Regions from separate parts of the Mus musculus genome. Here regions 1, 3, 4, 5 and 6 are each linked to region 2. The links are chromatin loops, found by intact Hi-C in ENCODE. Cell type or tissue: left cerebral cortex. All regions are shown on one strand. Links, peaks and the distances in the headings refer to the core of each region. The heading gives the core; the rest is flanking DNA. Region 1 has its middle 14 kb from the start of Gm32236. Region 2 holds the start of Ffar1 (free fatty acid receptor 1). Region 3 holds the start of Pmis2 (PMIS2 transmembrane protein). Region 4 has its middle 9.9 kb from the start of Krtdap. Region 5 holds the start of Dmkn (dermokine). Region 6 has its middle 11 kb from the start of Pmis2.

Region 1 (4,848 bases), core at 252-4,251, 53 kb after region 2:
CCACCTCCTTCTAGCACCAGAACCTCCCCAAACTGTGCCACCCACAGGGGAACAAGCATCACAATACGGGGAGCCATCTCAAGCTGCAACAGCAGGCCCTGCGACCCTGCCAGCTGTGGGGTAAAGGGCCCCCTCACTTCCTAACCATGGGGGCCTCTGTGTGAGGCAGGTGATGTCCACCAACGTGAATAAGCATGAAGGCAAGAATGAAGCCGGGCAATGGTGGCAAACACCTCTAATCCCAGCACTCAGGAGGCAGAGGCAGACGGAGCTCTAAATTTGAGGCCAGCCTGGTCTATGGAGCAAGTTCTAGGACAGCCAAGGCTATACAGAGAAACCCTGTCTCAAAAACAAAACAAAAACAAGCAAAAAAAGCAAGCTTGGCAGAGAGGGAGGTGGTGTGGTCTCCCCACACACCTTTCTAAATGCTTTTCTGTAGTCTTTTCTTAGCCCATTCTTGAAGGGTGTTAATGGCACCAGTGAGACCCTCTGGGCATCTTCTACAACATTGCAGGGTAAATGGAGGCTATAAACCTGAGAATTAGGCTTCCACATAGCATGATTTGACCGAACTGTGGAGATGGGGAAGCTCTGATGTGCTTGAGATTTTTCTTCTTGGGCCAATCAATTTTTCCAAAAAAAAAAAAAAAAAAAAAAGAACCCTTGAATTTGCTATGGGGGAAAGTTGGGCTTCTAACAACTAGGAGTCAAAACACTAACAAACAAACAAACAAAAACAACCCAGGAGCGTCAATATCCAGCTTTCTCCCCACCCCCTCCCTACTCACATGACACGCCCCCTTCCAACTGTTCCACAGCCAGCTGTGCCGCCCTCCGTTGCTTGGTGCGAGCAATCAGCCTCACATCCCACAAAGCGGGGAGAGTTCTGTGTGTCTGGATGCCTGGACTGGCCCGTTTTAACTGTCAACTTGACAACGTACAATTACTTAAGAAGTGAGCCTCTGGGCTGGAGAGGTGGTTCAGCGGTTAAGAGCACTGACTGCTCTTCCAGAGGTCTTGTGTTCAATTCCCAGCAACCATATGGCGGCTCACAACCATCTGTAATGGGATCCGACGCCCTGTTCTGGTGTGTCTGAAGATAGCTACAGTAAATCTTGGGAGGAAGAGGAGGAGGAGAAGGAGGAGGAGGAGGAGGAGGAGGAGGAGGAGGAGGAGGAGGAGGAGGAGGAGTGAGTGGAGGAGTTAGCTAGATCATGGTGGCCTGTGGGCGTGTCTGCAGTGGGAGCGACTCTATTGATTGATGATTGGCCCAGACCTCGGTAGGCTAAACCATCTCAGGGTTGAGCCTTGAACTGCATAAAAGTGAAAAGATACTGAGATACCCCAGTTCACCTTCTGTTGTAATAAAGTCATGACCAAAAGCAACATGGGGAGGAAAGGATTCATTCACAATTTACAGCACATCATTTGGAAAGTCAGGGCAGGAACCTGGAGGCAGGAGCTGAGGCTGAGCCCATGGAGGAATATGGCTTTCTGGCTTGCTCCCCATATCTTCCTCAGCCTGCCTTCTTATACCCCTTGGACTACCAGCCCAGGGTGACCCCGCCCACAGTAGACTGGTCCTCCAGCACCAATTAGCAATTTTAAAAAAGAGTCTACCAGATGTGGCACTGGTTCAGTCTGATGGAGGCAATTCCTCAGGTGAGGCCCCCTCTTCCCAGGCTGACTCTGGGAAGTTGACCTCAGAAGCTGACCATGATATAAGCATAAGCAAAGATGTGTGGTCTGTCTTTGCTGTGGATTGAATGTGCTCAGCTGCTTCAGTTCCTGCCTTGACTTCCCTAAAATGATGGGCTGTACCTTAGATTTCCACGCCAAACAAACCCTCTCCTCTCCTATGCGGTTTAACAGACATGGAGCTTGAGTAATGTGTTACCTTTGTGTCATTGTTGCTCGGATGGGAGCCGTGTCCTGGTTACCACCCTTAAATCTCATCTCTTTTTTTTCCCTGTTTATTTATTCATTCATTCATCTATTCATTCATTCACTTTACATACTGATTGCAGCCCTCTCCGCCCAGTCCCCGCCTCACGCAGGCCCTCCTCCATCCCCTTCTCCTCTGGAAAGAGGTAGGACCCCCTGGGTACCAACCCACTCTGGCTTATTAAGTCACTGCAGGACCAGGCACAGCCTCTCCCACTGAGGCCAGACAAGGCAGCCTAGTTAGGGGAACAGGATCCACAGGCAACAGTCATGGTAAGCCCCGGCTCCAGTTGTTGGGGAACCTGTATGAACACCAAGCTGCATAGCTACCTATGTGCAGGGTTAGGGGGAGGTCCATCTCTAATAGAACCACTTCCTCAAGCCAAGTTAATGCCTACTAAACCCTCTGCACGGTTCCCAAACAGCGCCCCCTGCTGGGCATTGGGTGTTCGACGCCATGAGTACACCTGGCATACAAACCACAGCTGATTGTCTAGAGACTCCATGGCCACAGCCAGCTCCCGGGCCTCCTGTGGAATTCACAGTGGCCTCTTGGTCAGTGCTTGGCTTTTCCCACTATTAGCTTACAGTCCAAGGGTCTCTAGTCAGCCATGCCCATTACCAGTTACCGCTCAGTCAGAAGTTTTCCAGCTTCCAGCTTTCCCGTGCTGCGTATCTTCTTACATCCTCCCTCAATTTATGAGTACCTATTTCTAAGCAGTTTACTGTCATTAGATGCCAGTTTCAGGGGCTGAAGAGATGGCTCAGTGGTTAAGAGCACTGATTGTTCTTCCAAAGGTCCTGAGTTCAAATCCCAGAAACCACATGGTGGCTCACAATCATCCATAATGAGAGCTGATGCCCTCTTCTGGTGTGTCTGAAGACAGCTACAGTGTACTTACATATAATTATAAATAAATCTTAAAAAAAAAAAAAGAACAAGTCCTAGGTTCTGGTTTCAGGGGCAATGAAAGGAAATACATGGGGCTGGAGAGATGTCACATCATCTTAGAGGGCTTGCTGCTCTGGCAGAGGACCAAGTTCAAGAGAGGACCAAGTTCAGCTCCCAGGCCCCACATCAGACAACTCACAACTGCCTGTAACTCCAGCTGCAGGGGATCTAGCACCCCTTCTGGCCAGTGCAGTCACCTACACACATGTGGCAAATACTCAGGCAACATGGAGAGACACAAACATAAAAAATAGACCTATAAAAATGAATCATGCATTGAATATAATTTTTATAATAATTTTATTATACTTTATTTATTGTGGGGTGATACATGCTACAGAGTACAAGGTGGGGTGGGGGTCACCATGTCTTGAAGAGGTAGGATGTGTGGCCTTGTTGGAAGGGGTATGGAGAGTTTAAGGACATTTGGAGTCTCTCTACCTAGTTCTAGCCCTCAGCATCCTGCTTCTCCCAGATGGACTCGTAGTCCTCAGAAACCGTAAGCCCAAATAAACCCTGGCTTCTCTAAGTCACCCCCACCAGAAAAGCAACATACTACAGACACTGTTCTGGGCTGGCCAGAGTCAGTCAGGCCCTCTGCCAGTCACTCATCCCCAAAGCTCTGAGAGACCCTCCTCCACACCTTACCAAGAGTGGCATGGGGTTGAGCTTGTTGGCTGTGTTCTAAAAAGTTCCTTCTTTCTATGTTTATCGTGTATCTCTGTGAACTGAGCTCAGCTCTGAGAAGAAAAAGCCACACCCGTCTTAAAGACTGGTTAGAACTTCCTGTGGAGGTTGTGGAGGGTTGGAATGTTGCAGACCCAGAGCCAAATTATGGGCTATCTCTACCTTTAAAAGCCACTCGTTGCCCAACTCTGCCAGATGTAATATCCTTTGTGCTGCGTGACACTTAGTATATAGTTCTGGCTGGTCTAGATTTATAGCCCAGACTAGCCTCCAAGTCAGAGTTCCACCTGCTTCGCTGTCCCTCGTGCTGGGATTAAAGGCTCATGCCACCATGCCTGGCCAAGTCTTAACATGTCTGTGCCTATGAAGTGAGACCTTTTGCAATGTAACTTAGCAGATCCCTGGCTTCTGCCAGGTTAAGAATGCCTCCAGACAGTATCTTAGGCCCACAACACAGGGCGTCTCTGTGTTGCTACCCTGCCTACCTGACACTTCCAGCAATATATTCAATAGCTATCTTGATTTATGACTTTCTTTAGTTATGTAACTGAAAAAGCTGTGACCGCATTGGACCATGGAATCTGGGGCAAGCTAGATCTGTGTTTCTAGGCCACAGCCATTGCTAAGCTCACTTCCTTAAGGGGGCAGGGTGTGTGTATCCACCCTTCCAGCAGGGCTCCAGGAGGCACTCGGCTCTTCCCACGGAAGCAGTCTGTAGAGGATGTTTGCACAGCTTTCCACACCCGTCACTGGGCTAAGAGTCTTCAATGAAGCCCGGCACTGCCCCAGCCACCAGTGAAAGCTGTTCTCCAGCCTTTAGTTCTCCAATTGTCATATCAACAGGTGTTTTCAGAGAGAGAGAGAGAGAGAGAGAGAGAGAGAGGAAATTAACACTAATCATATAGAACCCAGTGTGTCCTGAGGTGCCACTTCAGAATGTATTTGATAAAGAGCTGTTTAGAAGTGGGGAGTGATGCTGTAGTTGGGAGGTTAAAGCAGGAGGCAAGAAAATTCAAGGCTAACCTGAGCCACATAAGAAAGCTCTGACTCTATTTATAGTGTGAGTGTGATGTGTGTTCATGCCTGTCTGTCTCCTCTTCTGGTCGTCAAAGAAGTCTTTCTTTTTTTAAGATTTTTTTTCTTTTTTGCTGGTGGGGGTGGGGGGGGGTGCTGGAGAGATGGCTCAGAAGTTAAGAGCACTGTCTGCTCTTCCAGAGGACCCTGAGTTCAATTCACAGCAACCATATGGTGGCTCACAACCATCT
Region 2 (4,848 bases), core at 394-4,393:
GTTACACCCAGTCGTTATCTTCATCCTAAGAGCGGTACTGTGGAGGAGCAGCTGGGGACTGAAAGCTTGGAATCCTTGATGCTGACCCGAGTTCGGTTGCTCTCCGGCGGCCATTTCCTTCTGTGGGCCTTGGCATCCTCAGTGACTCTAGGACTGGCTTCTGGTGCTCTGGGCAGGAGGAACGCCAGTTGTGACATTCTTTTCTCTGCAGATGAGCTGAGTACAGTGAACAGGAGGAACAGTGGCGACCAGCACCCACTCGGCCTCATGGACCTGCCCCCACAGCTCTCCTTCGCTCTCTATGTATCTGCCTTTGCGCTGGGCTTTCCATTGAACTTGTTAGCCATCCGAGGCGCAGTGTCCCACGCTAAACTGCGACTCACTCCCAGCTTGGTCTACACTCTCCATCTGGGCTGCTCTGATCTCCTACTGGCCATCACTCTGCCCCTGAAGGCTGTGGAGGCCCTGGCTTCTGGAGCCTGGCCCCTGCCGCTCCCCTTCTGCCCAGTCTTTGCCTTGGCCCACTTTGCTCCCCTCTACGCAGGCGGAGGCTTCCTAGCTGCTCTCAGCGCTGGCCGCTACCTGGGGGCTGCCTTCCCCTTCGGGTACCAAGCCATCCGGAGGCCCCGCTATTCCTGGGGTGTGTGTGTGGCTATATGGGCCCTTGTCCTCTGCCACCTGGGGCTGGCCCTTGGCTTGGAGACTTCCGGAAGCTGGCTGGACAACAGTACCAGTTCCCTGGGCATCAACATACCCGTGAATGGCTCCCCGGTCTGCCTGGAAGCCTGGGATCCCGACTCTGCCCGCCCTGCCCGTCTCAGTTTCTCCATTCTGCTCTTCTTTCTGCCCTTGGTCATCACTGCCTTCTGCTATGTGGGCTGCCTCCGGGCCCTGGTGCGCTCAGGCCTGAGCCACAAACGGAAGCTCAGGGCAGCTTGGGTGGCCGGAGGCGCTCTCCTCACACTCCTGCTCTGCCTGGGGCCCTATAATGCCTCCAATGTGGCTAGTTTCATAAACCCGGACCTAGGAGGCTCCTGGAGGAAGTTAGGACTCATCACAGGGGCCTGGAGTGTGGTACTCAACCCACTGGTCACTGGCTACTTGGGAACAGGTCCTGGACGGGGAACAATATGTGTGACGAGGACTCAAAGAGGAACAATTCAGAAGTAGCAGCCACCTCTGGGGGCAAGGGGCACTGCGTGGAATTGGATGACTCTGACTCTGCCAGGCTCCCAAGAGGGCAGATCCACCACAACTCAGGAGGCCTGGCCCAAAGCCATCGCAGAAACCACTCATGGGAAGGGTTCCACCTGGAGAGGACAGCGTCCTTGTACGAAGAAAGTGGAGGGCAAGTGCTGGACAACAAGAGACAGTACGTCTGCCTTACACACCTCAGCCTGCTCCCAACTGCTTCTGGCCTGTATTGTCCTAACTGCCTGCCGTAGGCGGTGCGCAGTCCTCTCCTGGGGGTGACGGGAAGCTCAGTTCTGATCTGGAGGAATACCACCATCATGACCCAGTTTTGGAGTGTTTCCCTGAGATAAGAACATTTTCATGTCTGAAGAAAAGAGGCAGCATCATGGCCCTGCCATACCACGCTGAATCCACTAGGGGACAGCACTGAACGTTCAGCTTCAGCGAACCGGGGATAGGGGGTGGGGTGGAGGTGGGAGGAGGGGGCGGGGGTGGTAGGAGGAACTGGCTTGAAACAGGGAAAGAAAGGGCTTTGCCGGCCTGAGCTCCATCAGAGGCAACTGCGGAGAGGAGTAGGTAGTTGCCGGTACCACTCAGAGTCTCATCCTTCAGGGTGTCTCATTTCATCGTCAAACAACCCTTCTGTGTAGCACCCCTCCCTCTTCGTGCGTGTGTGTGTGTGTGTGTGTGTGTGTGTGTGTGTGTGTGTGTGTGTGTGTGTTATTGGAGATAGAGTCCAGAGCCCTAGGCAAGTGCTCAATGCAGCCACTGACTTTATTCTTTATTCAGCAGCCCTGATCTTTATCCAGGTACTTCACCACCACCACTCCATACATACCACACACACACACACACACACACACACACACACACACACACACACACATGTGCACCATACACATTTGTTCTAGCAGACAAGAGTTTAGGTGTGGTCTTGAACTCCTGAGCCCAAGTGATTCTTCTGCCTCAGCATCCAGACAACCTGAGACTGTTGGCACAGGACACAGTCCCCCCATCTCACTAAAACTGTTGATTTCAGCCAGGTGCCCAAATGGGCAGGTTGTGAGCCAGACTCAGTGCCCAGCAGGGGGAGCCAACACCCATGCCATTCTGTAGCATGTTTGCTTGTCCAGGGAGCATCTTTTCAGATTTGAGCTGACACCACACACTCCTTCAGCTAACTGCTCTGGGGTGCAAAGCAGTACTCCCAGACAAGGGATGCCTTCCCCCAAATACAGTGTGAATTAGCTATGGTGCTGACCACCTTCGTTTTGGAGATGGTAGGAAGCTTTCTTGATGTCCTATAGCATAGATGAGCTGGAATGTGGTTCTTCCAAGTAGGACCCCTAAGGCTTAATGGACATGTAGAAAAACTAGTGGTGTCAGCTATATTGGTCATCATTTGGAGAAGGAGGAGAAGCACACCCCAGCCCATGAAAGGGAGGCCAGAGGAGAGTGGCCATGAAGGAGACAGACACTTGGGCATCTCCGGGGAGGCCAGGTATCAGAATCAAGTTTGTTCTTCTCATGAGAATAAAGCCTTTAATGATGATTAACAGAAGAGTAGCCAGAGCACCTGAACTGGTTCATACAAATTATTCCTTTGGGCAAGTGGACCTCTGTGAGGTCAAAGCCATCCTGGTCTACTTGGTGAGTTCTAGGACAGCCAGGACTACATAGTGAGACCCTGTCTCAAAAACAAAAACAAAACAAAACAAAACAAAACAACACAAGAAAGAAAGAAAGAAAGAAAGAAAGAAAGAAAGAAAGAAAGAAAGAAAGAAAGAAAGAAAGAAGGAAAAAAAAAACGACCTCTTTGAGGCTTTAAATTCATTTGAATGTAGGGTTTTTGAGCAGTAGATCCACAGCACTTAGGAAACAGAGCAACACATAGTAGGCATTCTGCAATCAGCATGTAGTAGGTGCTCAGCAGTTCTGTGTTGCTTATTTGGTATTCTGTAGAGAGCAGGACTGTAGTAATGGCTGGGGTGACTATTTAACATATCAAGGCAGATGCTGGCCAGCTCTCCCAGCATCCCTCTGTACCTGTGACTCCTCTAGCACTTCTCGGCCTGCCCCTACCCTAACCTCCCAGGGCCTGGGCTTCCCTTCCCCTAGCCTGATCCCTATATAGCTCAGCCACCTGGCTACACCAGTCTTTTGGCCTCTTGACTGGATCCTCTTTGACAGGGGCTCTTCTCTTGCTCCCCTCCCGCTCTCTCCTCTCACTGTCCAGTTTAGTCCGCTGGCCACCGTCAGCCTGGACTCTCTCTTCCCTCTGTCTGCTTTCTCCCTTTTATCTACAGTAAAAATCTTCTTCCTCCTTTAGAGTAGTCATGTCCTCCTTCTTTAAGTTCATGTTTGCATTCACCATGAAAGCCAGAAGTAATAGACATGGCCCCTGGGCAGTGAGGGCACCAGAGACTCTTGGTAAAAGGTTGGGGCACCTGCTGGGGTGGAGCCACTGCCCCCAGTTACCTGGCCTTCCTCCCACTTGGGGGACAATCCACTTCCTTCCTGGGGCCCATGAGAGCAGAGTGATTCACTCAGGCTTCCTCTGCTGAGTGGAGCCAACCCACTTCCAACTAGATCTCTTGATATCCAACTCCCCCAGGAGACAGAGCCTCCTTTTAGCATCTACATCTTTATTATTTAGTCATTCACTTAATGCAAGCCCCAAAGCAATAAAGACTGCTTGGCTCACAGTAGCACCTTTAACAACGTCAGGAAATTTATCCATGCTAAGTATACAACCAATCTTTAAAAATAAATTTGCAAATATGTACTCTATTTTCACAGCCCCAGAAAAATCCCTTCTGTTTCTTACACCATTATCTCTCTATCTCCCAATTACTAATCTACTTTCTGTTTTAAAATATTTTCCTATTCTGGACATTTCATGCAAATGAAACTGTGTGAGACAGAGCCTGCTATGCCTAGCTTGCTTCACTTAGCACACATTTTAGGGTTCATCCATGTGGTGTGCTTGGGTAGTTCACCCCTGATTATGCCATTATCCCGATGCATCTGTCTGTTGAGGGGTCATTTCCGCCTGTGAGCCAAGGTCACTAGGTCTGGGATGAGGATGACGCATGAGCCAGTGTTTGAGAATGTGCGCGTGTTCAAGCCTCTTCAATAAATATTCATAGCAGAATTATTGGTATTGTGTAAATGTATGTTCAACTTTTTAGTTGAACCGAATTGATTTCCAAAGTGCTATCCCATGGTGCGTTCCCCTCAGCCATCAACAAACACTGCGCTGTCCCTCCATCTTTGCCGGAACTTGGTTCCGACTAGTGTTCTGCTGACAGCCATTCTGGTGTGCGCTTGTTGGTTTGGTGCTCTGTTCCATAAGTATGTGAGCAAATGGGTATGCTATCTTTGAAGATAAACAGAGCCAGATGCAAAACATGTTCCCCCACCCTACCCCACCGAAGGGATGCCTAAGAAGGAAGGGGACCTGGAGAGCCACCTCCCTGTCATGAGCGAAAGGATGGTAGACATAAAACAGTGGTACCCTGAGGGCCTGTTGTGGATTATGCCCCCATTGAAAGATAACTGCTGTCACTATTATCTGCACCAGCACCAGCACCTTCACCACCATCATCCCAGATCTTTTCCTGCACCACAAGGACCCCTGCAGGAAGAGAGGCA
Region 3 (4,848 bases), core at 497-4,496, 190 kb after region 2:
GGCACCAACTGTCTAAAAACAGCGCGACCACGCCCACCTCTTGAGAGTAGCCAATCAGGACTGGAGATGTCCTTACAGCCATTGTGAAGAATGTCCTTTGACTGCGCAGCTCTTAGGATTCTGGGTAGGGCCCGGGGAAGTTCGGTGGATCTGGGTCTCTATTTTCAAGACACCAGGATCTGTCATTGAGTGAAAAGATCATGGATACAGACGAACAAGGAGCCCCAGGTAGGAAGCCACTAGACCGTCCACAGACTCCAGATGAACTGAAATTTTACGCTCGGAATTATGTCATGCTGGCTCTCTTGGCGATGATTCTTTTCCTACCCTTTGGGATATTAGCCATATACTTCAGCATCCAGGTAAAAGTATCCCCGCCCCACCCCCCGCCCGCCTCCACTGCTCATCCTATCCTCTGCTTGCCACCTGCAACTGTTTGTGTCCTAGGTCTTGGGTCGGGCTCTTCCCACAGTGGCTATAGGGCTCCAACCCTCCTTCCAAGAGCTTCTTGTCTCAGAAACCCATACTCATGCTCCTACCCTTACAGACCAACGAAGCCAATAAATGCAGCAACTGGGAAGACGCCTACCGGAACTCATCTCGAACTATGTGGTTTAATATGTTGGCCATAGTAGCCTTTGTAGGCATCATTTATATACTTGTCCTAGTCCTATGAAAGCTACACATCAGCATCTACGGGCTCCTCCCCCAACAGACATGCTCACTTAGACTTTGACCAGCCATCAAGAAGAAACTCAGAGCTTCAGAAATGCCCTTGCCAAGAAACCCACCAACCAAAAAACTCAACATCCAAAAAACGGCCCCAGGCAGGCCACCTGACTACACTCCACCAGTTCATTCTCATTTGTCTTCCACGGCTGTCTAAAAGCATCTTGGAAGTCCACATCTCAAGTTCTAAATCTGCATAAGCCACTGAGCTGCTCTTTCATGAAAAAAAAAAAAATCACATTTCTGAGCCCAATAAAATTGAAGGGAATATCCCGGCTTTGCCTGTGTCTGGGTGTAGATGTTTCTCTGGATCAATAATAGTTTCACTGGAGCTATGTTGGCTTAGACCCTGTGAAAGTCAGACTGCAATAATGGTGCCAGGCTCTGTGGCACACATTTATAATCCCAGAATTTGGGAAGCAGAGACACTTACAAACACACACACATATTTTTTAAAATTGCACGTCTTTGATTTCCTGAACCTGTTTTTGTTGTAAAGTATACATAATAATTCATAATAAGATGGGAGTGTGTTTAGGAATCTGAATGTGTGTTTACTCTACATGACTTCCCTCTCAAGCTGAGGTGCTGGGCTTTTGGTGTCTCAGAGCAGGAAAAAAACAAAAAGCAAAAAACCAGAAACCTTGGCCACGTGTGCTGTCACATGACTTTAATCTCAGCACTCAGGAGGCAGAGGCAGGATGGATTTATGAGTTTTAGACCAGCCAGAGATAGTGAGTTTCAGGACTGCCAGGGCTGTGTAATAGAAAAACCCTATCTTGGGCTAGCAAGATGGCTCAGCGGTTAAGAGCACTGACTGCTCTTCTGAAGGTCCTGAGTTCAAATCCCAGCAACCACATGGTGGCTCACAACCACCCATAATGAGATCTGACGCCCTCTTGTGGTGCATCTGAAATCAACTGCAGTGTACTTAAGTATAATAAAGAAATCTTTGGGCCGGAGCAAGCATGGACTGAGAGAGCGGGGTTGACCAGAGTGAGCAGAGGTCCTAAAAATTCAATTCCCTTCAACATGAAGGCTCGCAACCATCTGTACAGCAATAGTGTACTCACATACATGAAATAAATAAATCTTAAAAAAAAAAAAAAAAGGTTCTTTGGAGCAACTCCCTTCTGTGTTTGGCAGTTCAGTTCACAGGTCGGCAGCAGCAGCTCCATCCACTTGCAAACACTTCACAGATACACTAGCAGTCCAGTTCAGTAGAGTCTGGATAGCAAACGAGAATCAGTAGAGGTGGCACTACCTAGCAGAGACAGCCAGGCCTTGAACCCTCTGGCTGCACAAGTATAAGTTTGGATCAGCAAACCCATGTAAAAGCCAGGGATTGTGGCCTGTCTGTATCCCAGGAGGAAGGCACAGATCCTGGGAACTCACTGGGCTAGTTTAGTTGGCAAGCTCCGGGTTCTGTGAGCTTTGTCTAAAAAAAAAAAAAAAAAAACCTAAGTTGGCCGACAGTAGAGGCAAATACCTACTGATGACCTCTTACCTCCAAACACTCACAGGCTAGCACAGGCACACACCCACTAACACAGATGAAGTTGCTGTTAACTACCAAAAGGTGGCAGTGTTGCTCACCTACTTGTCAAATCACAGCTGTCTTGTTTTCTTGTCCAGGGTTCCATAGCTGACTCAAGTTTCCCTCTTTTGCTTCATTCTTCATAGTACCACAATTGGTTTCTCTGAGTAGCCCTGTCTGTTCTGGAATTTGCTCTGTAGACCAGGCTGGCCTCGAACTCAGAGACCTACCTGCCTCTTCTCCCTTCCCAGTAGTGGGTTAAAAGCACTCCCTACCATGCCTGGCCCAAGATCTCTCTCTCTCTCTCTCTCTCTCTCTCTCTCGCTCTCGCTCTCGCTCTCGCTCTCACACACACACACAACACACACACATTTATCTAGATGATATAAATATATAGATGATATATAGATATAAAATTTATGTGTATGAATGTATGTCTGTGTATGTGGTGTCTGCTGGGGCCAGAAGAGGCCATTGGATCCCCTGTAATTGGAATTATAGGATGTTATGAGCCACCTGACATGGGTTCTGGGAACTAAACTCTGGTCTTTTGCAAAAGCAGTTTATCAATCAGTCTAGCTAGCTAGCTAGCTATCAATCTATTAATCAATCACTATTAATCATCTATAATTACCTATTATTTATCACCTATCTATCATGTGTATTTGTGTGTGTGCTTTGAGACAGTCTCAGACCTACATAGCCCAGGCTAGCCTCCAACTTGATTTGTAGTTAGGAATGACCTTGAGTTGATCTTCCTTACTCCACTTGCTGAGTGAAGGATTACAGTAAGCACAACCACAGCCAGTTTATGCAGTGCTCGGGACCGAACTCCAAACTTCATGCATAGTACACCAGCTACACTCCCTGACTCCTTAGCCCTGTGAAATCCATCCTTATTCTTGGAACATCCCCCTTCTTCTCTTACAAGTTTGAGTTGTCAACTCAAACTATGGGAGAGGTTCCTTGGTTTTGTTGATGGGTTTTGTATCTTCTGTCTGAGACCAGTTGATATTAGGATGTTCTCAGGGCCAAGGAAGGCTGAAATGAATGGGGTATTTATTAAAAGCTGAAAGACAGAAAGCAGTCCCATCGCCTGGACTGGTTTATATCAGCTACAGCAAGTCAAAGCTCAGTAGCCTGCAATCTACAGGTGATCCCTGGATGTCAGCCAAGTGAAAATCTGCTGTGACTAGAAACAGAAGTTAAAAATTTCTGGTAACTGGGGAAGGAAAGAAGTTCCACGACCAAGGAAAAGTTCCATTTTCAGGAACAGGCAGGTGTGCTTATGTGGATTCAAGTCTTGGGACTTCTTTGATTCCCTGAAGATTACGTGAATTTTTCAGTTCATAAAAGGAGGTATATTAGCACTACCATTGTATTAAAATAACAGTGTAGAAGAAGCAGTCAACAAGTATCTGCAAGACAGCAGAAATAGACACATGTCTTCAAGTCTTAGCAAAAGTATAAAACATGTTTCTTTAGTGAAAAGTTACATCTACAATCTGTTTATCTTTTAACACGAGGTCTGTGAGCAAGGCAAACCCATTTGTCCTCTGTTAATAAGAGACCTAGTAGCTTTAACTAGTTAATGAACTGACTGACGAACTGACACAGTGGGTGATTACCTGGATCAGGAGCTAGTTGCCTGTTGTTCCCTAGCTGACAAGCTACAGTTAGCCTAGCTGTCAATGTGATCAGAGAACTGAGAAGGATAAATTATAGTCTATATAACCTATGTATCCATTAAAAAGACAGAGACTAGTCCATAGTCCATTCCCTAGCCAGTCGTCTCAGACTGTCTGCATGGCTCTGGGAACAGAGGCAGTCATTGGACATTAGGCCCAAAGATGAGAGGCTTCTCTGAGGAGGAGAACATGGGAGAGACTGACCTCACCTTATCTAGGCAAAGTAGGATAATCAATTCTTCCATGTCTTGCTTGTCCAAAAGGGCTGAGCCCTAGCAGTGGGGCAGTCTTGCCCAGTGGTTAGCATTACCACAACCCAGATGGAGTCCTTTATACACCAAACCCCTGTGCCCATTATCTTCTTGGAAACCTTGGCAGGGGGTGTCACTGCTAGGATCTGGGAGTCTCTGTCAGTCATAATAAGTTTAAACATCTTAAATGACATATTCAAAAGATCTCTAACAGATTATAGCTGGTACCTACCAAACATACCTGAGTTAAACCATCCTTCTCTGCTTTTAGTGTTTATCATGACTATAAATATACTTCTGAAGATATTGAAGAATTTGATTATATTAACTTGCATTTTTTAATTATCCTCAATAGTTTACAGTAATTTAGTAAGCTTCATAAGATTAGAACTTCACATATTATAGCTGTTATGTTTAGATTTTTTTCTTTTACGTTTAGATTTAAAATAAGGATTTTAAACTGGACTTCTCTTAGTGTCAAAACAAAGCTTTTTAATCCATAAAGAGACTGGGAACGTTTCTGACCTATATATGGTGTGTCATTGTAGAACATAACAGTTTCCCATATGACTCAGTTTATTAAAAAACTAGTTTCATAATGCTAGCAAAAGCAAAGATAGACATATATTCTTAAATCATCTGT
Region 4 (4,848 bases), core at 567-4,566, 62 kb after region 2:
AAGGCCAGAGTGTCCGCCCTTGGCAGCTCTAAGGAGCTGGGCTCAGCCACAGTCAAGAAGCCAACTAAATAGATGAGTAACAGAAATTGCAGTAAAAATTTCTGGTTTCTTTGGAGACTCAGTTGTGCCGTGTGATGTTTTTCTGGAAACTGTCTTATGAGAGGATGTTTTTTCTGAAGCAGACACATGGTGTATTTCTGGAACCTGTCTGGGAAAAGGGCATGTGATGTTTTGCTAGCGCAGACACGTGAGAGAACTCATGATGTTAGGAAAGGGTATAAATATAACCCAACAGACAGTGGTCGAGGCTGTGACATTGGCTCACCTTGCCACTCTTTGCTGATCATCTTTTGTCGTGACTTCATAGAGAGAGAGAAACGTACCATTTGTGTGATGTTCTGGCAGCTTCCTCCCGCTTCTGCGAGTACCCGGGCTGATTGTCAGACCCTCTCCGTTTCTCCTGCCATTGCTGATTTGTGAGTGGTGTTTGCAAGTGGATTGAGCTACCACTGCTGCTGATTCGTGTGAACTGACAAGGGAAACAGAATCACCCGAAAAGAACTATCTCTAAACAGCCCACATCCTCCTTTGCCCTCCTAACCGCTCCTTTCCACTGCCTCTGGTGGGTGGTGGGCTAGAAGGGAGGTTAAAGCATTTAAGCACACTTATTAAAGTAGGTTTTGAAACATCTAAGCCTACAATAATTAGAAGTGGAGAAAGATTTATTCAACATGGCTGCCTTGAGAGGAAGAGAAACTGAAAAAGCCCAGTATAATCCTCTGTCCCGGTCTACCTTAGGGGTCTGACCTGAGGGCAAGGGATGCTTGTTTGTTTGTTTGTTCTGTGTTTTTTGTTGTTTTGTTTTTCCAAGACAGAGTTTCTGTGTATAACCACCCTAGCTGTCCTAGAACTTGCTCTGTAAAACAGGCTGATCTCAAACTCACAGAGATCTGCCTGCCTCTGACTCCCAAGTGCTGGGAGGCGCTGGCCACCATGCCCAGTGAGGTCAAGGCTTGAGAAGAGAGTCATTCTCTGCTCTCTCTTGCAAAGTGTGCTGACAACTGTGTGGAGTCTCTCCAGGAGACAAGCTCCTCCTCTGGCAGCCCCGGTTTTTTCCTTCTAGCAGGAGGCTCCTGGGAAAATGGGGGCTTCTTGTGAACCAGCTTTCCAACAGCTTGATAACTGAAGGGAGGGTCCCAGGCGTCCCTCTTTAGAGCACATTCAGGCCTGCTACATCTGGACAGTTACATCCTCAGATGCCCACCAAACCCCGATTTCCACTGATATCTCTCATGGACCAGCCAGGAAACAAGATCATCACTTCTGATTTCTGAAACATTCAGCTCTGGGGGCACCTGGAAGGAATCACTCCCATTTGCAGGCACAGATCGGGCTATTACACACTATCACGGGGCCTGCTGCTGGAAACTCCGACAGCAGGATAATCTGATCAGGAGCTGAGGTTAGAAATGAGCTCTCAGCAGATAGATGCAAGAAGCTCAAGCACCAGGACTCGACAGCATCTCTGCCTGGCCGGCGGTGATCACAGCTCCCTGGAGAGGGCTGATAACTTCAGCCTGGCTGGAATTTCTGTCTCTCCCCTAATGGCTTTCCTCCCTTAGCAGCTGCTCCTTGGCTTTGTCTCCTAAGTCAGTCTCTCATCACCCACAGGGCCAGTGAGCTGGGGTTCAAGGCAGGGAGGGTACCATTTGGTTTCTTGGGAAACTTGGGGGTGTCTTTGAGCTCTACAGCGGCCTCAGATAGGCTCAGACTCCAGAGTGAGGGTGCAGTGGTCACACAAAGCCTTCCAGAGTCAGTAGCCTCTTGGTTTTTGTCCCATAATTTGAAGAAGAAAATGTACAGACCACAGTGAGTGAGTTTTAGGGGGAAATGTATTTAGATTCATGGGTGGGAGCTTAAGAGACAGCGGGAGCCAAGGTCCTATGGGACACAAATAGGTCCCAGGAAATTGGCTTCTGTTGAGGTGTGATCGGGGAGCTTTTGTTTTTAAAACTGTATTTGTTTTGATTTTATGTGTATTTTGCCTGCATAAAGGTCTGGGTAGTACAGGAGTACATACCTGCAGAGGCCAGAAGAAGGGTTAGGACGCTTTGGAAGTGGCATTGCAGAGAACTGTGAGCCACCATGTAGGTCCTGGGAACTGAGTAACACGTGTGTGGGGGCTTTCTATTATCTATCCATCTACTTACCTACCTATCTCTCTACCTATCTACCATCTATCTACCTAATTATCTATCTATCTATCTATCTATCTATCTATCTATCTATCTATCTATCTATCTATCTAATGTGTCTATGTATTTATCTACCTATCTATCTTTTCTTTTCTTTTCTTTTCTTTTCTTTTCTTTTCTTTTCTTTTCTTTTCTTTAGACAGGGGTGCACTACCACCCCTAGCCCTGGGTTGAGTTTTTATTACTTTTACTACTCAGGGTCTACTCAAGTGATTAGGTTAGGCTTTCTGTCAATGGAAATTTAAGTTATCTACTTTGGTTCTATCAAGAGCTATCTCTGTGGAAATACACATTTTGGATTCAGAATTGATTGATGCTACTCAGGGAATAGATCAGCAGCCTAACATAAGAATGAGGAAGAAAACAAAAACAAAATTAAAAAAGAAACTATGAATCTCAACAACAACAAAACAAAAACAGGCCAGCGGCTGGAGAGATGGTTTTGCAGCTAAGAGCACTAACTGCCCTTACAGAAGACCTGGGTTTGGTTCCCAGCACCCGTAAGGAAGCTCACAACCATCTGTAACTCTAGTTCTAGAGGATCTGACGCCCTCTTCTGGTCTCCACAGGTACTGCACACACATGGTACGCAGACACCTGGGAAACTCTCCGGGTTGGTAACTACTGTCCTGATCTGTGTCTTTTTTTTTTCTTTTCTTTTTTTTTTTAGAATTTTTTTTATTAGGAATTTTCCTCGTTTACATTTTCAATGCTATCCCAAAGGTCCCCCATACCCACCCCCCCAACCCCCTACCCACCCACTCCCCCTTTTTGGCCCTGGCGTTCCCCTGTACTGGGGCATATAAAGTTTGCAAGTCCAATGGGCCTCTCTTTGCAGTGATGGCCGACTAGGCCATCTCTGATCTGTGTCTTAACTCTCCTTCTTTTTCTGGTTCCAAGCTTCAATGCAGATTCATCAGGAGGACTTGTTAAAACAGATTGCTGAGCCCCACCCTGAGTTTCCAATTTAGTGGATCTGGGATGGAGCCAATGGAATTAAATTTCTTGCAGTTCCCAGGAGATCTGTTGCTACTGGTCCTGGTAAAACAGGGATTCTGAGGCTGTGTTTGCTAAAGACACTCCCTGTGCAAGGAGGCTGCAGATGTGTGGTGGGGTAAGGCAGAATAAGGGCTCAGGGGGTGAGGTTTCCTCTGCATCTGTCACAGATCCTGCTCAAATCTGAGCTTGGTCTAGTTAGTCACTTGAGTGTGTTTAGGTCTGGATACCCTCTTAGCTGAAGGTCAGGTCCAGTCTCTAACATTAGTCTTGGATTCGAGGGCCAGGATCCTGGGAGAGACTCTCCAGCTGCAGGGCAGATCAAGGTGGCCTCTCACCAGATGTGCAGAGCAGGGCATTGCTCTCAGTGTCTGCTTATACACTGTCCCTGTACGTCATGGGGTTCTAGGACTGTGTCTGTTTGTCTTGAGTGAGTGATGTCACTGGGTCTGGTTATCAGGTGTTGCCTTGGGTGTAGTGGGGTTCCTTGACTAAACTGTTTTTTACATGTCTAAAGGGCATTTTTTACTATGTTTATTATACACTCATACACACAAAACAAATACATCTAAAATATATATATATAAAGATGGATTGTTCAACTCCAGCTGGTAATTCTCTGCTTCAAAGGAGAAAGCAGCAAGGTGAGCAACTAACACGCTTCTGAGATTCACAGAGACGTCACAGCCAGCTGTCTTAGTTTGCATTCTATTGCTGAGATAGAATGGCACAACTGGAAGTAATCGAAGGGGCAAAGGGTTTGTTTGGTTTACACGATACAGTCCGTCAGCAGAGGAAGACAAGGAAGGAACCTGAAGGCTGGAGCTGAAGCAGAGACCATGGAGGGATGCCCCTTACTGGCTTACTTCTCGTGGTTTTCTCATACAACCCATGACCATCTGCCTAAGGATGGCACAGCCCAAAGTGGACTGGGCTCTCCCACATCAGTCATCAATGAAGAAAGTGCCCCATGGGCATTATGATGGAGACATCATCTCAGCTGAGGCTCCTTTTTCTTTTTCTTTTCTTTGTTGTTGTTGTTGTTGTTGTTTTTGGTTTTTCGAGACAGGGTTTCTCTGTGTAGCCCTGGCTGTCCTGGAACTCACTCTGTAGACCAGGCTGGCCTCGAACTCAGAAATCCACCCGCCTCTGCCTCCCGAGTGCTGAGATTAAAGGCGTGCGCCACCACGCCCGGCGAGGCTCCCTTTTCATGCATGACTCTAGATTGTGTCAGATTGACAAAGCACCAAACAACTGTCACCCGTGGGCTGTTACAGTGCTCCAGGAGCTGGAGAGATGGGTAGCAACACTGTCACATAAGCCCGAGGACCTGAATGTAGGTCCCAGCGTGTAGAAAGCTGGATCTGGTGGTCTGCGAGTGTAAACCCAGCACTGCAGGATAGAAACAGGAGGATCCCTGGGGCTTGCTGGCTGCTGGCTAGCTCCAGGTCAGTAAGATACCTTGTCTCAAAGGAATAAGATGGAGAACGATAGGGCCAGGCACTGGACTCTCTCCTCAGGCCGCCATGAATATCCATAGATGTACATGACTCCTGCACTTACACATAAATATGCCCACACTCACATATATTCCCTC
Region 5 (4,848 bases), core at 357-4,356, 97 kb after region 2:
GCATTGTATCCCGCCTTCCCAGAGCCAAACCAGAGACAGCACTCCTCTTACCCCAGAGTTACTGAAGCTTTCATGGGAGCCAGAAGGTGGGGGGTTGGTACACTGTGGATGGAAGGGGATGTCATGAGGGACGAGATGTCAAAACGACCTCCACAGGCCAGGCTTCTCTTGCTGCCTGTGGCTTGGCTTTCTTGCCCCTTTCCAGTTCCCTCCCTCTTCCCTGGCTTGTGACCTCCACTCTCCCCCCCTTCCTCCTCCCCTTCTATTCATCCCTGCCACTGTGTCCCGTGCACACTTCTTCTTACCCCTGAGTTCTGGTTGTTGCCTCTCACTGTCCCGTAGCCAGGCTGAGCCACAGCTCCCTGCATGGAGGCAGAGACCAGAGACCGAGTTTAGGATCCAGAAATAAGGAGGGGTGGAGAGAACAGGGTTGAGGGATGGGTCTGGGTAGTGACTTTACCTGGGCATTGGTTTCATAGTTGAGTGGTCCGCCATTGCCACCCTGACCCACAGAGCCACCCAGAGAGTTAGTCCCATAGTTGCCTCCTGAGGCCCAGGGTGTCCCTTGAGGACCAGGATTGCCCTGGACTCCAGCACCACCTTGAGAGCCATATGCGCCATGACCTCCAGATGTCCCCTGCAAAGACAATACACCAGTCCTTAGTCTGACAACCATGAGAGAGGGAATCAGAACCATCAGGGAGAGAAGGAAGGGGGAGGGGGGACCATGCAGGAAAGAGAAGATTCATGACAACAATAGAAACTATCTCTTCACCCTCTGATCCATCTCCAGGTTCTTGACCCAGCCACCCCCACCCCCTGTCCGCACACCCGGCTTCCCAGCCACTCACCCAGGACCCAGCGTTGTGGACAGCATCTACCCCTTGGCGAATGATATCCTCAGCCTGTCTGCCAATCTCATTCCCAGCGTTCCCCAGAGATCTTGCTGCTTCCCCAAGCCGGTGCTCAAAAACATCGCCTCTGCTCCCCATCAATGTGGAGCCACCTTCCTCTCCGTGCCCCTGGCCTAGGGCATTCTGGATTCCAGAGCTGGCTGCTTCTTTAGCCCCTTGGCCCACAGCCTCTCCAATTCCATGGCTAATGGCATCTCCTGCTCCATGGGCAGCACTTGCCCCTGTGCCCTCCCCTCCACTGTGCAGCGGGTTAGCTGCCCCACCACCCAGACATAGGGCCAGCAGGAGGCAGGCCAGAGAGCCCTGTAGCTTCATCTCTGCCCAGCTCCCTCTCTCCTCTGAGGATGTCTGCAGCCCAGTCTATTTGTTCCCTTCTTTCTTCCTCTGGGCTGAGACCTTTTCCTTTCCTTCCTTGCTTCCTTATTCTCCTTCCCCAGGACCCACAGCCTTCTCTCTCTGTTCCCAGACTTCCCTGCTTTCCAGAGTCTTTCTTCTTGCCACTACCCCTTATACTGTAGGTTGGGAAAAGGTAACAGGGCTGGGCCGCTTAAGATCCCTCCTCCAGTGACTCAGGGCCTATCCACAGATAGGGTAATGAAGCTTAATTGTGAGCGAGAGCTTGTGTTGAAACAGAGAGAGCTCTCCGGAGCAGGCCATCGGGAGGGAGGGGAAAGAATAAGATGAGACGGATGCAAAAGTGTTCCAGTTGCCTAACCTCAGGAATTTGGGGCACAGGGTGGGGACAGGAGCATCTAAGGAGATAGGTGTTGTTGTCTTTTGGAGGCGGCAGGGTGGGGGTACTTAGGAAGCAGGGCTCACAAACAGGTGAGACCCCAAGGGTATAAAGAGAGCAAAGCCACAGGATAGAGGACCCATCCCGGGTAAGCCAGCATGCACAGGGGCACGAAGACTGGAAAGAGGTGACCATTTCCAGCTCCCATCTTTCTCCTGGCATGCCTCTACCTGCAGGTGCCTGTCCTCTCACACATCCACAGTGCAGTCAGACACTGGGAATTCTAGGGCTGTGGTTAAGTTCTGAGGTTCTGGGTACCCTGGTGTTGAAGGAGTGGCATACCTCTGTTAGTGACAAGGAAGGGTTCAGGCACTGAGAGTTCAGGAGCCCAGGGTGCGGAGCAGGGGAATTGGGAGGGTCAGTCACCCCCAGGGCAAGAGTAGGCGGGAAGACCAGGGGAGGGAGAAGCTGACCTAGACACCCATCCTGTTTACCTGCATGGAAAGACATGTGTGCCTGTAAGAGCTCACAGCCACTGTACTGCTGCTTGCTCACTGCCCGAAGCCTTCCAGGGGCCAGGGCAGCCCTGGTGAGGAAAGAGGGATCAGTACAAAATATCTCTCTCTCTCTCTCTCTCTCTCTCTCTCTCTCTCTCTCTCTCTCTCTCTCTCACACACACACACACACACACACACACACACACACACACACACACACACACACACCGGTACTCGTGGCCCTCACCACTGGTCACAGTTCCAATGGGGAAACCCAAGCATCCTCCCCATATCTTGTCCCTGTTCGACAAGTGTGACTGCTTCTCTGTTCCCAGGAGCCCCAGGCCCTCCCACTTGGAACCGACTTGTAACACTGGGCTTCATCACCTAGTTAGGAGGGGCCAGTTTCCATCTACCTTTCTCAACGTCTCTCAGTCAGTCTCTCCCCACCCCAACACCCGCACCCCAACTTGTAACATCTAACACTTCTCTGCATATAAACACCATTCCTGACTGTCCCCCACTTCCACCTCCCTGCTGTTCCATTGCTGGTGTTTTAGTGATGGTAATAATAATAGTAATAATAATAACAATATTATCATCATCATCATTATTATTGTCATCAAGCTCCAGTTTGTCAAAGGCTTTCTATATGCCCAGGTTCCTAGCTTCCACATAGAATCATCTAATCCTAAAAGAAGACTCTTTATTATCCCCATTTAGAGATGTAGACACTGTGGCTCAGAGAACACAGACTGCCTGTAGCTGAACTAAGAGCCGAGCCCAGGCCCACCTCTGGCAGAGCCCAAGCGCCTGAGCCTTATCTGTCACTTCAGAGTGTCACACCAACCCTGGCTTGTCTAGATAGAACTAATTTTGGTTTTGCTCTGGAGCAATGTAGGAAGAGAGGGTGCAGGAGGAAATCTGGGTCCCCAGGCTGAGTACCAGAGCCTCTAGTCCCTGATCCCACTCATGGGTTGGGTAGAAGAGGAACTCAGGACAGTGCTCACTGACTTAAAAGCTCTTTCGTGGTTAATCTGGCCAGGCTTCACTTCCTGGTCCTGCAGCCTGCCCTGACCCATCTCCGTTGGTACTTACTTCCTATATACCAGCTTACTTTTAGGCTATTATTAGAGCCCAACATGGTGGCAACACATCTCAGCACTTAGAAAGTTGAGTCAGGAGAATCACTAGTTCAAGACCAGCCCAGGCTACATAACAAGACCCAATCTCAAACAAACAACAATGACAAAGAATGCTATAGGAAAACATTTTAGGAGTTGGCAAGATGGCTTAGCAGGTAAAGGCACTTGCCACGAAGGCTAACCATCTGAATTTGATCCTCTGACCTCACATGGAGGATTGAAAAGTGGTCCTCTGACTTCCACACATGCACCATGGTGCACACACACAGGCGAGATAGAGACACACAATGATGATGGTGATAATGATGTAAAAAATAAACAAAATACTTTATATCACTCGTAAAATAAGAAACAATGATCATCTCTCCTAGGAACATATTACCAGAAAAAAAAAAAAAAAAAAACAGAGAAAAGTAAACAATAGCATTTTTCGTAGCTGGCTGCAGTTCCTGGGGTGTGTGTGTGTGTGTGTGTGTGTGTGTGTGTGTGTGTGTGTGTGATAAAGGAAGGTTAGCTAGAGAAAGGTTAGGAGTGTTTGATGCTCTTCCAGAGGACCTCAGTTCAGTTCCCAGCACTCATTTCAAGTAGCTCAAAAGCACCTTTAACTCCAGCTTCAGGGGAGGAATGGTAGCTTGTCTATTCCTCAGCAGATAGCTCCATCTTAGCGGTTTACACAGGGTTAGCACTGCTGAATTCAGGGCATATTAATAGTAACAATAACAAAACGATGGGAGACGAGAGGTAGGGCTTGTGCTCAATTGACAGGAGTAACGGGGTAGAAACAATCAAATTACATTGTATTTTTTCAGGACCAATGGAAACTCTGTTTACCCAAAGTCTGGCGATTAAACAAAAGCCAGCATTCAGGAACTTGTGAAGTTGGTTCCTCTCTACCAAAGGAGCCACTTCCTTACCGCTGGCAGAAGGGACAAATGGCTGTCTGTGGTGCCTACTAGTACACCAAAGCACATGCTGGCCACCAGGCTCCCTTGATATCTCAAGTACCTAGTTCTTCTCACCTTCCCCTCCCCCAAACTTTCTCCAGCTCAGGAGCTTCCCCTCCCCCAGCTACTCAGGCTCCCTATAGCCCTGCTATTTCGGCTATGAGCTTTCTTCTGCCCTGTCTTACTTGCCCCCACACACTTTCTCTTGGTCCCACCATGTCTCCCCTCCCCACGCTGCTCCTGCAAACCAGAGTCAGCTGCTGTGGACTCTCTCTTCTCTTTATTACCCCACTGAAACTTATCAAGTGGTGGTCAGAACTGTAAAGAAAAGTACAATTGGAGTGTGTCAATAGAGAAGATAAAGCTGGTGTTTTCAGCCTTAAGTCGGGGAGAGTTCCTTCAGGTCAACTGGTAGGCAGACATCTACAGGAAGAAAACACACCATCACAGGGTAGAGAGTCTTCAAACAGGCAACATGCCACGGCCCAGGACAGGAGCCTGCTTACGCTACTCAAAGACCACAGTGGCTGGAGCAGGCAGGAAACGAGAGGTGCTAACTTAGAAAGCAGAGGAAGACAAGGAATTTGGGGATTGTGGTGAAGACTTTGGCTTTGG
Region 6 (4,848 bases), core at 265-4,264, 180 kb after region 2:
GCTTACACTTCCAGATCATGGCCTATCATTGGTGAAAGTCAGGACAGGAACTCAAGCAGGGATGGAACCTGGAGGCAGGAGCGGATGCAGTGGCCATGGAGGGGTGCTGTTTACTGGCTTACTTCCACTGGCTTGCTCAGCCTGCTTTCTTAGAGAACTGAGGACTACCAGCTCAGAGGTGAAACCATCCATGGTGAGCTGGGTCCTCCCTCGTTGATCACTAGTTGAGAAAATGCCTTAGAACTAGATCTCATGGAGGCGTTTCCTGGAATCTTTTTAATCACTGCTAATTTCTTAGCTCTATCTAACCACCATCAATTGTCACAGAAATGCTAAGGTTTCACTTCAATAGTTTGGTATCTTATTAATCACAGCTGATTCTTGAGCCCCACCTAACCAGAACACAGAATCTGAAATCAAAATAGCACATGGCCCTGATAGAGTCTTTAAATTTTCCTCTGAGGCTTCACAAGCCAAGCCTTCATCTTCTGCACTGCTTAAAAATTCTTATCTTCCTAACCCCTAAACAACATCCCACTGGAGTCTGGAGAGATGGCTCAGCAGTTAAGAGCACTGACTGTTCTTCCAGAGGTCCTGAGTTCAATTCCCAGCAACCACATGATGGGTCACAACCATTTGTAGTAGTATTTGATGCCTTCTTCTGGTGTGTCTGAAGACAGCTACCGTGTACTCACATAAAATAAATAAATGAATCCTTAAGAAAAAACAAAACCAACCAACAAACAAAAGAACATTCCAATGAGCTCTCAACACTCAATGGTTCTTCTAGCCCAAAGTCTCAAAGTTCTTCCACAATCCTCCCCAGAACATAGTCAGGTCTGCAATATCCCACTCCTGGTACAAACTTCTGACTTAAGAGTTTTATTGCTGGCTGGGCGTGGTGGCGCACACCTTTAATCCTAGCACTCGGGAGGCAGAGGCAGGTGAATCTCTGAGTTCGAGGCCAGCCTGGTCTACAAAGTGAGTTCCAGGACAGCCAAGGCTATTCAGAGAAACCCTGTCTCGAAAAACCAAAATAAATAAATAAATAAAATGTTTTATTGCTGTGAAGAGAAACCATGACCACAGCAACTCTTATAAAGGAAAACATTTAATTACAGTTGAGAGATTTAGTCCATTATCATCATGGCAGAAAACATAGCAGTATGCAGGCAAACATGGTGCTAGAGAAAGAGCTGAAAGTTCTACATCTTGTTCTGCAGGCAACAGGAAACGGATGACACACTGATCAGACTTGAACTTAGAAGGTCACAAAGCCCACTTCCTCCAACAAGGCCACACTTCCTAATAGTGCCACTCACTCCCGATGGGCTAAGTATTCACACACATGATTCTATGGGGGCCATTTCTATTCAAGCCACCACAACCAGCAATGACTTCTTTGAATCTTCTCCCTTTGACCTTCTCAAATTGTCATTTATATTAGCTTCATGTGCAGAGCTGGAGGAGGCACACAGCAAGCATGCAAAATGTCTTTGCCTGTCCTCTTGAAGAAACAGCTAAAGTTGCTAAGCATAGTGGCACACGCCTTTAATCTTAGCACCTGGGAGACAGAGGTAGGTGGATTTCTGTTAATTGGAGGCCAGTCTGGTCTACAAAGCAAGTTCCAGGACAGCCATGATTATGTAGAAATAACCGTTTCTGGGAATACTTCTCGTTTTCAGAGACCAAAGTGTAACTGTAATTCTCGGGGGCCTTTTCTTCACCCCTTTTCTTCTCAAATAATGACGGGGCATTTCTATGCCTGCTCTAGCCCAGTTTAGTTCCTGAATAAATGGCACAGAGACCTGATATTTTTATTAACAAGCTTCAAACACTAAGGTGGGCAGGTTCTGAGCTATTCTAACCCAACTAAGCTGCTACTACCCAGCCTCATGTCCTGTCACTTGCCATCTGAGTCTTGCCCTGGCTCGCTCTGGTTCATGTGTGTCCTCATGGCTACTCTCTCATTATGATCTCATGACCTCAGGGCAAATCTTCATGGTCCATCCACATAGTCTCTCCCTCTTGTCTCTTTTGGGGAACCCCTAACTGGGATTCTCTTCTGCCCAGCTAATTCTCTGATCAGCTCTTTATTAATCAATCAGAGGCGATGGAAAAGAATTTTTACACAACATTGAGAAAGGAGATGCTTGACCATGCCAGCTTCCGGGCTACAACCAGATGTCTGGGCATAAAAATCAGCATCTGGATACATAGTGCACAAACCTCCAATGCCTAACTTTCCTCCTACTTTGCAACCAAGTTAATAATGTGCCTGGAGACCATTGAAATTATGGACTCAAGCTGGAGAGATGGCTCAACTGTTCAAGGCCAGACTTGGAACCAAAAAGACAAAACTAGTCAATCATGAATGGCTCAGACTCACACAAATAAGAGCCCCGAATAGCAGGGTGTCAAGGGGTGTAAGAGAGGGATCAGCGATGGGAAATGAAGACAAACGCCAATGCTGGGTCTTGCATAAACTAAAACTTATGCTAAGCAAGTTTATTTAGAAGTATAGCATCACATATGCCATTTTTAGGAAGAGACTGGGACAGAGTTCGGAGAAAGCTAAATCAAGCAACTTGAACACAAGGATACTTAAGTACTGATAACCAAATCCCTTCAAGGGGAAAAAGCCAGTTTCCCAGGACCTGAAACCTTTACTCCTTCAAGGCCCTGGCCTTGGCCCCGGCCCCAGCCCAGCCTTGCCAAGTCCACTCCTGGGTGAGGACACAGAGCTAGCTTCCATTTGTCCTTTCATCAGGACCTCTGAGAAAGCCTGGGATCCCAGCTCATGACAGACTGATGCCAGCCAGCGAGGGAAAACAAGGTCAGTGCCTGCATTAGGAAAAAAAAAAAAAAAAAAACTAAGCAGGAGCTAGGGAGACAGCTCAGTCTGGGAGGCCCTGCGACCTCCACAGCCAGCAGAATGACATCTGTGAGAGGCGAGAAGGCACTTCAGTTCAGCATGACGAAGTAGCTGGTGTTGGTTCAAACTTCAGCAGTCTGACCCGCACGTGGTTTATTGGAGGTATATTCAAGCACAGAGCAGTTTGCCAAAAACGTTTCTGGTGATAATTAATCCAATCCCATAACAAAGTATATACATAAACGTCTTTGAAGGACACCGTAAGCTAAATAAAGATCAGATGTGACTACATCAAAACTCTTTAGTAAAGTACCTGTGACGCTTTCTACAGATTCTGCGGATTAACTGAGAGGAGCAAGCTTTTGCTAAGGCTCTGGGGGGAGGATCCAGTCTGGTGTCCAAGGCCTCCAGGTTAGCATGCACAGCCACTCGCAGCCTTCTGGGTGGGTATCAAGCATTGAATTCCTTCTCTTGAAGGAACAACATTCCAGGTTCCCCCACGGCTTATCTGTGGTCACAAGGACCTCCGTGCCTTCTACAGCTTAGGAACTGAGTGCTGGCTGCTCTTTCGGAGGACCTGGGTGTGGTTCCCAGTACCCACATGGTGGCTAAAATCTATCTGTAACTGTAGTTCCAGAGGCTCCACAGCACTGTGTATATGGGTCACACAGATACACATGCAGGCAAAACAAACAAACAAACAAACAAAACATACACATAAAATAAAAATAAATGACAATTCAAAACAAGGTTTGGTTTTTTAAAGATTTATTTATTTATTTATTTTATGTATATGAGCACAGTGTAGCTGTACAGATGGTTGTGGGCCATCATGTGGCTGTTGGGAATTGAATTTAGGACCTCTGCCTGCTCCAGTCAACCCCGCTCGCTCTGGCCCAAAGATTTATTTATTATTATATCTAAGTACACTGTAGCTGTCTTCAGTTGCACCAGAAGAGGGCGTCAGATCTCATTACAGGTGGTTGTGAGCCACCATGTCGTTGCTGGGATTTGAACTCAGGACCTCCGAAAGAACAGTTGGTGCTCTTACCCACTGAGCCATCTCAACAGCCCAAAATGTTTTTTTAAAAAAAAATAAATAAATAAGTAAATTGCCTGTCCCAGTGTGCTTCCTTGTTGTAGAAATTGTTAATCTTGACCTGGGGTTTCTACCCAGCCTTTGACCATTTAATTCCTGGTTAAAAGATATACACAACCTTTATATTTACAACAAGCCTTAAACAGCACAAGAACTGGGCAGATATCTACCTTCCATGCTGTTAGAATCTACTTTCCTGTAGATAACCCCGAATTGTTCCTTACTACTTGCTCTGTTTCCTGTGGGCTGCTCTTAACGCCAACGGGCCAGCCCTCAGGGTCATGTTTTTTATGGCTCACCTAACCCATGATGGCTTCTCCCTCTTCCACCTTTTTCTCCTCAATGGTTCTCTTCCGACTCCAAGTCCAGAGAACCTTAACCCCACCTATATCTCTTTTGCCCAGCCATTGGCTGTCGGCATCTTTATTTACCAATCTTGGGGGGAGGGCCACTTGAGTCTATGTGTAGACTCCAGTTCTTGGGGGCCCACATTGAGCATTACAGCAGACAGCAAGACCAAGCACCAACCTTTCAACCTTTGCTGTCTGTCACAGTCTTTTAACAAAAAGCTTGCTGAGCCACCTCACTTTCCTCTTGTGTTCCTTTATAAACACAAAGAATGCCCTTTATTTTTAACCATTTACTGAAAGCAGCCTGTTGGGGGGGGGGGGGAGCCTGAAAATAAATATCCACTATTAATGTGGGAAGTAACATATGGCTAGAGTCCAATGACATATTTGCAGTTTTGAATTCTGTCCTGGATCACTGACAAGACAGGAAAGTAAAAGTTTTCCCTTGTGTGGTGGTTTGAGTGAGAATGGCCCCCACAGCTCCTCTGTTTGAATTTTTCCCCTGTTAGTGGATCTGTTTGGGA

What was found. Hi-C counts contacts between places; a loop is a spot of excess contacts. Peaks named below come from ENCODE experiments on the same cell type or tissue, not always from the same donor. Only the 100,000 strongest peaks of a DNase experiment are listed, where the experiment ranks them.
Region 1: a loop joins it to region 2, with 2.4 times the contacts of the local background. A loop is called at or near these places in 20 of 42 quality-filtered maps.
Region 3: a loop joins it to region 2, with 2.9 times the contacts of the local background. A loop is called at or near these places in 9 of 42 quality-filtered maps.
Region 4: it touches region 2 in a loop (2.1-fold over the local background); 12 of 42 quality-filtered maps call a loop at or near these places.
Region 5: a loop joins it to region 2, with 2.5 times the contacts of the local background. A loop is called at or near these places in 2 of 42 quality-filtered maps.
Region 6: a loop joins it to region 2, with 2.1 times the contacts of the local background. A loop is called at or near these places in 6 of 42 quality-filtered maps.

The regions. Positions count from the first base shown.
Region 1 is chr7:30,803,638-30,808,485 of GRCm38, reverse strand. No RefSeq gene overlaps it. Among named protein-coding and RNA genes, the nearest start is that of Gm32236, 14 kb to the left of the region's middle. In left cerebral cortex, for the core only: a CTCF peak has its summit at 2,373 (motif pointing left); a DNase peak (open chromatin) is centred at 4,198.
Region 2 is chr7:30,856,890-30,861,737 of GRCm38, reverse strand. It overlaps Ffar1 (free fatty acid receptor 1), which reads left to right and starts at 268. Exons shown (of 1, transcript NM_194057.3): 1 at 268-1,170. The coding sequence starts at 268. The coding sequence ends at 1,170. In left cerebral cortex, for the core only: CTCF peaks have their summits at 1,574 (motif pointing right) and 2,282 (motif pointing right); DNase peaks (open chromatin) are centred at 1,580 and 2,288.
Region 3 is chr7:30,666,880-30,671,727 of GRCm38, reverse strand. It overlaps Pmis2 (PMIS2 transmembrane protein), which reads left to right and starts at 123. Exons shown (of 2, transcript NR_027849.1): 1 at 123-228; 2 at 548-1,006. In left cerebral cortex, for the core only: a CTCF peak has its summit at 2,307 (motif pointing right); no DNase peak of the experiment used is centred there.
Region 4 is chr7:30,795,394-30,800,241 of GRCm38, reverse strand. No RefSeq gene overlaps it. Among named protein-coding and RNA genes, the nearest start is that of Krtdap, 9.9 kb to the right of the region's middle. In left cerebral cortex, for the core only: a CTCF peak has its summit at 2,825 (motif pointing left); a DNase peak (open chromatin) is centred at 3,255.
Region 5 is chr7:30,760,305-30,765,152 of GRCm38, reverse strand. It overlaps Dmkn (dermokine), which reads right to left and starts at 1,397. Exons shown (of 20, transcript NM_001166173.1): 1 at 852-1,397; 2 at 461-637; 3 at 306-362; 4 at 52-102. The coding sequence starts at 1,229. In left cerebral cortex, for the core only: no CTCF peak of the experiment used is centred there; no DNase peak of the experiment used is centred there.
Region 6 is chr7:30,680,060-30,684,907 of GRCm38, reverse strand. No RefSeq gene overlaps it. Among named protein-coding and RNA genes, the nearest start is that of Pmis2, 11 kb to the right of the region's middle. In left cerebral cortex, for the core only: no CTCF peak of the experiment used is centred there; no DNase peak of the experiment used is centred there.